2 separate regions of the Homo sapiens genome follow, and region 2 is linked to region 1. A link is a loop called in an ENCODE intact Hi-C map of the cell type or tissue named here. Cell type or tissue: heart right ventricle. All regions are shown on one strand. Links, peaks and the distances in the headings refer to the core of each region. The heading gives the core; the rest is flanking DNA.

Evidence for each region. Peaks named below come from ENCODE experiments on the same cell type or tissue, not always from the same donor. Only the 100,000 strongest peaks of a DNase experiment are listed, where the experiment ranks them.
Region 2: it touches region 1 in a loop (28-fold over the local background); 50 of 110 quality-filtered maps call a loop at or near these places.

Annotation. Positions count from the first base shown.
Region 1 is chr15:33,740,872-33,746,420 of GRCh38, reverse strand. It overlaps RYR3 (ryanodine receptor 3), which reads right to left. Exons shown (of 104, transcript NM_001036.6): 52 at 3,977-4,055; 53 at 264-353. Among named protein-coding and RNA genes, the nearest start is that of CHRM5, 220 kb to the left of the region's middle. In heart right ventricle, for the core only: no CTCF peak of the experiment used is centred there; no DNase peak of the experiment used is centred there.
Region 2 is chr15:33,955,372-33,960,920 of GRCh38, reverse strand. All of the region lies in intron 2 of AVEN (apoptosis and caspase activation inhibitor), which reads left to right. Among named protein-coding and RNA genes, the nearest start is that of CHRM5, 10 kb to the left of the region's middle. In heart right ventricle, for the core only: no CTCF peak of the experiment used is centred there; no DNase peak of the experiment used is centred there.

The DNA.
Region 1 (5,549 bases), core at 1,881-4,380:
GCATTTTGGCCCAGCCTCAAAGTGCTGAACAATGCTTCTTTCACCAATGGCCTCTCAAAGCCAAAGAACAGAAAGTGAGGCTGGGCTCTCGGAAACTGGTCCTGAGGCACTTGCCCACTGGCAAGCTTGTGAACAGTTTACTGAGTCCTAGATGATGATGTTGTAGGGACGTGAGAGTGAATGTGCTCTGAACTCCTCTGATAAAATCACTCAAGGAAGGAAACAGCATGGTCACACAGTGTTACCAGAGGCCTGCTTCTTACCTTCTCCGTTAATGTCTTGAAAGGCCTTATCAGTGGGTGGGTCTTCACATTTTCATCCAGGGAAATCCCATATTTCCATCCACTCTGACTCTGTAGAAATGTTCTCAGTTCAAATATCCTTGGCACGCAAAGAACCCCGCTATGTGACCCAAATCCCTGCTTCTATTTTCATGGAGCAAGTGGAGTAATGGATAGTGACAGGGCTTAGAAATTCTCCTCAAAAATGCCTAATTGATCTTTTCAGGCCATCAGGCTCTCCGCCTCCTGAATCTTGAACTCTGCTCTTTTATTCCTTCTTGTTTCAGTTGCTGTCCTCTCCACTTTCTCACTTGTATTTCAGGCCCTCTTAAAACAGCATGTTTCAAAAGGCCCTGGGAATGGTGCTTCTCAGGTTAGAGTACTCCCCTCGCAGGAAGAACAGAGGCTAGGACTGGAAGGCCTGGGAAGACTGGACCTATTGCCACTGCCTAGAGGGGCCATTTGCCTTGCAACCCTTGCCTGCCAGTGCCAGAGCAAAAGTGTAGTGATGTGTGCTTCCTAGAGTCACAGAAGTTTAAGAACTTTTAGGGTTATTCAACAAATATTGGGTGAATGTCTTCTATGGTACACACCAGACTCTGTCCGAGGCACAGTGGATACAGAGATAAGTAAGAGCCCCTGATTTCTGTAACTTCACATCCCCAAGACTCCTGGCTGCTCTTTCTCAATCTCTGCTCCTGTCCATTTGTTAAATGTGTATATTTCCTAAGTTTCTGTCCCTTCTCAAGACATATACTTCCTGGGTGATCTAATTTAGGCCCTTGGTTTCAGTTACCACCGAGAAGAGGCTAGTATCAAATCAGTACTTCCAGCGCAGAAACTCCCTCCTAGTTTCAAACCTATTTAAGCTTTGCTTGGATGTTCCACAGGCACCCCTCAAATTACTTCTCTACATGTCTCCTCGTGGGTCCCCTGGATGAAGTGGAGTGAACAGCCCCAGCTTATGCTCACTTTCCAAGCCAATGACATGGGAGTCCTCCTTGACACCACTGCCTGTACCCCTCCCATCATTTGTCTGTCTGTCTGTCTGTCTCTCTCACCCACTTCCCTGCTAGTATGTTAGTTCAGGCCACCATTAGCTCTCACTGGGGTTACTGCAAGAGCTTCCTAAGCAGCCTCCCAGCCTCCAGTCTTGCTGCCTCTCCATGGATTCATTTTCTACACTATTGTCAGGGGATAGTCAAAAATCACAATCATTTGTGGGCACACTACTGACTTCGAATGTTTCCAACAGCAAGCTGCCATCCTGGTAAAACCCACATGTTTTCAAATGACCTGTAAACCTAAAAAGGTGATCATGTTGACCTCTCCAGACTTATCTCTCACCCTCTGTACCCATCCTACTCCATGTCCTAGCTATACTGAACCATGGTTCCCTAAAGCCAAACTGTCTCTTGCCTCCCTGGGTCTGCACCTGCTGTTCCCAAGGCCGGCAGCGCGCTTACTTCCTTGTGACAAATGGCTCCCACTCATCCTTTAGCAAATGCTGTAGATGTCACCAACTCTGGGAGGTGTCCCTGGACCCCCGGTACTGGATTAGGGACTCCTATGTGTTCTAATCCTGTGCTCATGCTCACCATAGCCCTGAACAAGCTGCCCCACAATGGCTGGTTCATTTTGTTTCTCCCACAAGATCATGAGGCTTTTGAGGGCAAGGAAAATACTCTTTTTCTTGTGAGATAATCAGCGCCGCCTGGTACTGGTGAGCAGCATGTATCTATGCCCTCATGAAGCTTACAATCTAGTGGCAGAAAGAGATATCAATCAAATAACCATACAAGTGAATGTAAAATTGATAAATAGAATAAATGTGTAGATGTTTAACTGTTATAAATACAAATACCTAAGCGTGCTACGAAAGTACTATGAAAGAGAAGAACAAGGTGCTAAGAGGGCCCAGAGCTGAGAAATCTGAAAAATGCCATCCTAGGAATTCATGCTTGGAGTGATATTTGCAGGATGAGTTGGTGAACGCTGTGAGAATGTGTGTGAGTACAGGCGGGTATCTGGCAGGCTCAGGCAGAGGAGGGTCTCTGGCATGTGTAGTGCATATGAGAGAGTGAGTCTAAAATAAGGGGAGGTGGCTGGAGGGCAGAGGGCAAAGGAGGAGATGAGGCTACAGATGGTAGCAGAGGTCAGATCAGGCAGTGCCTACCAGGCCATACCAAAGATTTTGACCATTGTCTTCAGAATAGTTAGAAATTATGAAAGGATTTTAACAAGGAGAGGGGCTGGGTAGGAGAAGCAGTGGTAGAATATGTATGATTCAATTTGTGTACTGAAATTCTGACTTGCTTGCAGTATGAAGAACAGACTGGGCAAATGCACTTGAGGAGACCTGCAAGGAGCTTATCCCAGTCGTCTGGGTGAAAGACGATGGCAGCTTGGACTGAAGTCATAAGAACAGAGACAAATATACAGATATAAGAGAGACTCGGGAGTTCAAATCCACATGGTTGAGTGATGGCTTGGCTAATGCTGTGGGCTCCTGGAGGTGACTCTTCTCCCTAATTCACAGGCTGGCCAAACGGCCATAAGCAAGGAGTTCTCAGAAAACGCAGATGCTCTAGAGCAAGGGCCACCTGGCTATGCCCCCTAAGCCAAATCTAGCTGGCCACCTTTTTTTAATTAATAAAATGTGATTGGAACACAGGCACCCACTTTTGTTTATGTTTTCTCTATGGCTACTTTTGTGCCGCAACGGCCAAGTGGAGTTGTTGCAATGGAGATGGTCTGGCCCTTGCAGCCTCAAATGTTGACCATTCAGCCCTTTACAGAACAGATTTGCCAACTCCTGTTTTAGAATCATGAGGTATTAGCCCGTTCTACAGTTACAATGATAGCTGTTATCATCAGCTCCCAGTAGACTCCTGGAAGGACGAGCTGAGCCTACATCCACACAGAGGCTGAGCTGGTGGTTCAAGGTGTCCCTTCTCTGTGGGCACATTGTATGGAGGTGGTTTTCTGTGGCTTTGCTGTGGACATGGGTCCACTGTTACACACCGTAGGCTGCAGCTGAGAAATGGCCCCAATCCTTAACTGGCTGCCCACAGGAATCCTGGATATCCTTGGCACAGTCTTCCCACTTTGCCTGCCAGTGTTAAAGGGTTGACACAGCAATGAAACTTATTAAACAGCCTGACCTCATGTGGTGAGGAATTTTAAACACCAGATGGAGAGCCTTATTAATAAGGGAGTGTCTGGGAGTTCTACCACTGCCTACCATAAGAAGACGATTGCATGTCTTCCCTAGAATAAAATCCAGCCTTCCAGAAACATGTAAGGGTTAGGCTTTCAATTTCATTTTTTTTTTCCAATCTGCATTCAAAGACAAAAATTAAATAGCAGCCTTCCCATTCCCATTAAGCATTTACGTCAAACACATACAAGCCTGTGTTTGGGCACAACTCCAGTAAGTAAATGTTAAGAAAGAAGTTAACACTTCCAGAATTGATCATTTTCTTGAGAAATACAAAAGCAACACCAGCAGCTGCTGTCACCTATTTCTTTGACCTCCACCAACCCTGGGAAATTGCTGCTCAGAAATAATGAATGCTCTCGGCATGGAAAATCTGTTACTTAGACAAATCAGGCAGATTTCCAGGACTGGGCCCTTTAATGTTCTTGGGCTGTTTTTCCTTCCTGACGATTGTCAGTTGGATGATAATCCCTACCTTGTCACAGGCCCATTTATCATGTGAATGCTCAGCATACTTGGTGACGATGTATTCCAATTTTTCAGGCAAGGAAAAACTGTGAAATGAGGAAAAAAAATTACAACCTCCCCAAGCACTTCAGCCAGACATAGTAGAAGATAGTCAGAACTACCAATCAACCAGCTGTCAGAAGGTGGATTTGATCAGCCAGCCAATCCCAAAGCTAAAGCTGGACTCCAGGCGCAGTGACATTCCTGAGTAGGGGTGGCATAGCCAGGGTTAGGTCACGGACGCACCCAAGTCTAACCATGGAACATCTCTGCAGGAGCCTTGGCTGGGAAGGCCTCCTGCCATGTGCTCCAGGGTCTCTTGGCTCCTGGGCCAGACCTGTCTTGGTTAGACAGCGAGAATCCAAGGTAAATGGCCTGTCATCCTCTGGCTACAATCTGGAAATGGTAGAAATGGGTAGCCAGAGAGCCGTATGTTATGAAATAGTGGTTTTCTACCTTTTGGGGCTCAGTGGCTCATGGTAAAATACTCGAATTTTGGGGCCGGGCGCTGTGGCTCACGCCTGTAATCCCAGCACTTTGGGAGGCCGAGGTGGATGGATCATGAGGTCAGGAAATCGAGACCATCCTGGCTAACACGGTGAAACCCCGTCTCTACTAAAAATACAAAAAAATTAGCCGGGCGTAGTGGCTGGTGCCTGTGGTCCCAGCTACTCAGGAGGCTGAGGCAGGAGAATGACGTGAACCCAGGAGGTGGAGCTTGCAGTGAGTTGAGATGGCACCACTGCACTCCAGCCTGGGTGACAGAGTAAGACTCCATCTCAAAAAAACAAAACAAAACAAAACAAAACAAAACTAGAATTTTGGCAGTACAGTAGACACCTGCTATTTCTGTTTTCCCAGAAAACAGCTCTTGTCCCTTCTGTTGGTATCAGCACCTACATTCCCTTTGCATTGCACAGTCTTATATTGCATGCAGTGTTATGTGAACTGTCACCAAGGATGGGCATATGACTGGGCAAATCAGACTTTCTCTCCACGGAATTTAAGTCTTGAGTTGGGTGAAACTAGGGCAGTAAATTCTTCAAGGTGATTTACCCAATGGGGACACCTGAAGATTGTCGATTTCCTCCCTGTGCCTGATTGCAGTCCTTCCCTGGTGACTATGCGTGCTAAGGCCAGGTTGGCCTTTCACTAGGTCTTGATAATGACCCCATATTCTTGCAATAAGGTGCTTTTCTCCTTAAGCCAGGGTTAGTCTCCATTCCTCACATTCCTCAAGGAACTATGTTGATGTCACAGGTACACTGGAATAAATCTGAACTCTCAAAATAACACAGAGCCATTAACACACAGTTGCTAGAGTATAATGTTTTCTCAGAACGTTTTCAAAAGCATCCAAGTTACTACGCCATTTGCTTTGTCTTTCTTTAGCACTGTTCCCTTTTTATAGGCAGAGCCCTCCCAAGTCAGCACCTGCCTTCTTTGGCCCAAGCTTGATGGTTCACCATGCTTCTTACCTCTTACTTAACAGCAGTTTCAATTCTGTCTCACCATCCCCACAGCTCAAAGCTCTTTCCAAC
Region 2 (5,549 bases), core at 1,180-3,679, 220 kb before region 1:
TAAGATTGGTACTTTAGTCCTCAGTTGAACAAACAGTTTAGCACCTAAAACATGTGCATTGTTCTAGACACTGGATATATGAGCATGACTAAGGGATAAACTCTGCTCCCACACAGCTGAATGGACCGCGGAAGACAAGCATATCAAGGAATAATGTTATCTTTATGTTATACTCAAGTCGCTATACAGCAGAAGATAAAATGGGGCTCACATGAAGGAGGAAATAGCTAGTTTAATCTGGAGATGTCAGGGAGGTATGTTAAGCTGTGTCAGCTGTAGACATTGGTTAGGTGCTCTTTGAACCCCTTCAAAAGAGTTCATTTTATTTTTATTTTTTAAGAAGTTCTTTTTTTTAATCCCAAAGCATTAATAAGATACTTATGTGCTAAGTGATGAATGTAGTTCTGAGATTAAATATAAAACATTTTTAAAATATTTCTAGTGGAAGTGGCAACAAAATCTCTCTCTCTCTCTCTCACACACACAACACACACACACACGAGACACAGACTCTCTTCCTCATTTTAACCTAAGTATTCTAGTTGCCATAACAACCTGATTGTGGTAGTGCATTTGCTGCTATGGTTGAGGTTGTGTCAGCAGTTCCATTATAAGCTGCAATTTTCAGGATCCTAAAATTCAATGTCACATTCACAGACGTGACATTTAAAATTCTATTTATTAATTTGATTTTGCCTCATGCTTAAATCTCCAAAAGGCATTGACCTCTCCCCCTGTGCTGAAAGAGGTTCGTGTATCTGGTTTGTAGGCTTCTGCTTTTGTTAATTTGTATTTTATTTCTAAAAGAAACCTCCATATCTGATCACGGTCCCTTATTTTATAAAGAGGAAGTTGAGGCTCTGAAGGGTCATCCGACAAGGCCCTTGCCTTGCCTTTTCACCCTTAGGCAAGTCATCCGACACGAATCCAGTAGTTATACACTACTGCACAGATGTTGGAGTTCAGTGGCATCTTCTGCTTAGTGATGTTTTTGATTTTTGGTTAAATCTCACCATGACATGCCTTTCATTTTTTTGCATATGTGTCTCTTTGTGTATTTGATATATATCCTTTCTGCTGTAATAGGATTCATTCTGTTGTCACATTCCATGTTGTAGAAATTGGTTTATATGTCTTTCTGATCTCCACTAAACGTTTCTCCAGGGTAGACACCATGCTTTACTCCTTATAATGTCTCCAGCATTTGCTGAGAAGGACCAGCTCTGCCTCCTCTTCTTCCTCGTTCTCATTCCAGTTCACCTGGTGTCTGACCTTTCTTGTTGCTTATTCTTAGTGCTTGAACCTAATGACCTGTCTTTAGAGGGGTTGGGGAGTGGGCACTGGTGTGGAGAGAGGAGGGGGCCTCCCTCTGCCCCTAGGTAGAGTCTGGGGGTTCAAGAGTGTGGTGCTCGGAGGGCTATGGCTATGACTGAAGTGTAGGGAGTAGTGAGAGAGGTTAAAGAGGCATTAAGGGGCCTGAAGGTAGACTTGGATTGGACTTCCTGCTGAGGAATCTGAACTTTGTTTAGTAGACAAGAGGGACCTATTGAAAGGTCATAAGCAGGGAAGTGATATGAAGAGATTACCTAAAACTGCTGCACATTCAGGTCCTTGAAGACTGAAATTCGTATTTAAAAAAGTATGGCATAAACAGGTAATTATTCTATCTAGTAGGAAAATGTAAGGTCAGAGAGGAGAGTAATTAATTCTGCCTTGGGTTTGATGACAGGAAGCTTTCACAAATGAGGTGATGTTTCAACTGGATACTAAAGGGTAGCTAGGATTGCACCATGCAGGGAAGTTGGGAAGATGGAATTTTAGACGTGAGAAGCAGCTTGAGTGAAGAATCAGAGGCAAGCATATGCTTGGCATATTGGGAAAATCTTGACCCTGCTGATGTTGATGTGGTGCCAGGTCTGAGGAGACCAATGGCTTGAGAGGAGACTGGATAGGATGGGCTGAAAGCAGGTCACCAAAGGTTTTTGGTGCCCCACTATGGAGTGAAGATTTTATGCTCTAGATAGAGGGGAGCTGTGAGCTTTAAAAAAGCAGCTAAAAGACACGAGCACACCTATGGCATAGAGAAATAGCTCTAGCAGTTTAGAGGATGAATTGGAAAATGAGAGCTGGATGCTATTCTACCAGACCAGGTAAAATAAACAAAGGTGCCTGTTGAACTAGGATGGTGGGATTAGAAAGAGTATAAATAGAGGATTAGGAATGAAGAAGAGGCATGTTTCAAAGGTTAATTTAGCAGATGTGATTGGCTGTATGGGGAAAAGTGTATAAAGAAGTTTTCTTTCTTTTCTTTTCCTTTTTTTTTTTTTCTTGAGATAGGGTCTTGCTGTCTTGCCCAGGCTGGAGTGCAGTGGCATGATCTGGGCTCACTGTAACCTCTGCCTCCTGAGTTCAAGTGATTCTCCTCCCTCAGCCACCTGAGTAGCTGGGATTACAGATGTGTGCTACCATGCCTGGCTGATTTTTTTGTTGTTGTTGTATTTTTAGTAGAGATGGGGTTTCGCCATGTTGGCCAGGCCAGTCTTGAACTCCTGGCCTTAAGCGATCCACCCACCTCTGCCTCCCAAAGGGCTGGGACTGCAGGCGTGAGCCACAGTGCATGGCGAGAAGAAGTTTTCTTATTATTCAAGCGTCTAGGTGAATTATTTTGCAATTTATCAAGGTAAGGAAAACAGGAGGAGAAGACAGATTTGGTTAAAGATAATATTTTGAAAAGTTCATCCACATTTTAAAATTTGGGGTATAATTTACATATAAAATGCTCAAATCTTAACAGTTTGATAAGCTTTGACAATTTATGTACACCTGTGTAACCACTTCTACAAACAAGTTATAGAATAGTGGTTCTTAATATTTAGTGTGCATTAGAAACACCTGGATGGCTTGACGGACCGTAAGTTGCTACTCCCACTCAGAGTTTCAGATTTAGTAGATCTGGGGTGAGGACTGAGAATTCAACTTTCTAACAATTCCCAAGTGCCACTGGGTTCAGGGACCACACTTTGGAAACTGCTGATATAAAATACCACTGTCACTCCAGAAAGGCCCTCTTCACCCTTTTTGCCTCTCTCCCCAGGCAATCACAGTTCTGATTTCTAGCACTGTGATTAGTTTGCCTATTCCTGGACTGCACAAATGGAATTATTCAGTATTCGCTTATGTCTGGCTTTTTTTTTTTTCATACAATATAATGATTTTGAGATTCCCCTATGTTGTTGCATGGGGTTTATTCCTTTTTACCCGCTGACTAGCATTCCATCATGTGACTAGATCACAATTTGTTTATCATTTCTCCTGTTGACAGACATTTGATTTAGTTTCAATTTTGGGATATTATAAATAAAACTTCCGTGAATATTAATATACAAGTCTTTTTGTGGTTATATGTTTTCATTTCTCTTGGGTAAATACGTAGGAGTAGGATTGTTGGGTCCTAGGGTAAATTTATGCTTAATTTTATAAGAAACTGCCAAAATAGTTTTCCATAGTGGTTGTAATGTAGTCAAATTGTGATTAAATTTTTATTGACTCTAGTGAAGATCCTAGACATTGACTAGACTGAAGGACTTTTTGTCAAAGAAGAAAGGTCTCTAATGGACAAGGAAGCTTGGCAGTGTTACCCTTTGGGATATACGTGTGGCTAAATAACAGTGACCGTGGAACTCTTCCAAATCCTAAGAGAATTGAAATCTATGTTTAGATTTAAAAAATGTAGTTCATTATTCATTCAAAGAACAGTTAATAAGCACTTACCATATATTAGCCATAGAAGGGCACGTGGCTCCCAGTACTGTTCCTGAGGAGCTCACAGGTAAAACAAATTATTAAACTTTAAGAAGGTGCAAGGCAGTGCCTTAAATCTAAACTATCTTACTCCTAGTTTATCTGAATGTTATTTTTCCAGAAATTCTAAATATCAGACAATGAGGACATAAACCAAAAAACCCAAAAAAAACTCCCGAACATTTCACATCACTGGGGAAAAAGATGGATTTGTCAGGAAAATGGTGTTGGTCCAAGTGGAGTTCACCATCTGGGAAAAAAATTGGTATTCAAACCTCGTATCAGGATGATGTCAACATGTGCCAAAGAGTTTAATGCAAAACAAAAACTTAATGTAATAAAAATATTAGAACAAATTATAGACATACTCTTTTCTAATGTCAGAATAGGGAAGGTGTTTTAAAATATTGGACAAAATCCAGAAATACAAGGCTGTTAAATCTGATTATCTAAAAGTGACGAATTTCTGCATGGCAAAACCCACCATAACCAAGGCCAAAAGATAAATGATTATGTGTGTGTGGGCAGGGGAGATAGGATGGTGACTCATTACAGAGAACTAGTTTCCAATATATATGATGTGTTTTAACAACCCTATTAAAACTGGGCAAAGGCTATGAGCAGACTGTTCACAGAAAATGAAATGCAAATGGCTCTTAAACATGTGAAAAGATGCTCAATGCACTCATAGGAGAGATGCAAATTAATTACACTGAAATACATATTTTCAGTTATCAGATTGACAGATCAGAAAGTTTGATTAGACTTTGCACTGGCAAGAGTGAGGATGCGCAGTGTTGGAGAAGAAGGGCATTTCAAGTTGAGGGGAATTGGAGGAGCGGGGAGATGGAAATGGGAAAGGTAGGGCCAGCACATTAGAGCAGGACAGGTGAGCTAATGTAGGGGCAGGCGTGTTGACTTTAGCAAGGAGCGACAGCTGGCGCTCTAGTGTCATGGGAGAAGCAGGGAAACTAGATAGCTACACGCAATAACTACAAATGCTGGTCACCGCGGAGGCAGACGGCCCTACAGATAACAGCCCGAGGGAGTCACTTACCCCAAAAGGTCACATTATTCCCAGCATTTTCCATTTAAGGAAGCATTAAAATAGAATTTTTAATGGAATGAAAATTTAACACTCTTAACAAATTATAGTTTAAAGATATATTCTTCAGTTGTCTTAAATTTAATTTTTGGAGAATATATATGAAGATGCTGAATACATGAAACACATCTCTACTGGTTTAGCTGCTTATTGCTGTTTGTAGCTTTTCTTATGGTGAATTACGTTACATCACTGAATGCTTAGGACAAAAATGTGCAGTCATGCTTGTGTCTCCCTTTGGTTGCAAAGGTAGCATAAGTAACTGATTCGGAGAGAGATTAACTATTAGTGTTTAATTTTGGAAAAGCAAGTAATGCATGTAATTTAACAGAATGGTGCTTTTCTTTTTAATTCCCATCCCCCCGACATTTCTTATCTTCCTATGACTTCTGCCTCATCACTCATTTTATTTTCAGAATTCTAAAATTCATAATACTCTTTAAAATGAAACTATCATTTTTCCTGACTAGCTTAGTATTGGAGGTAAATAGATAACTGCTTGAGATACCTTTTGGTCTAGGACGTTATAATTCTGTGTGGTACATTATAGTTTTAAGCGTTGTACGTTGTGGATTATGCCTGCAGATTTATACATATTAGGGGCAAATAGAGCACCAAATATTTAATGATATTCTTGTTTGCT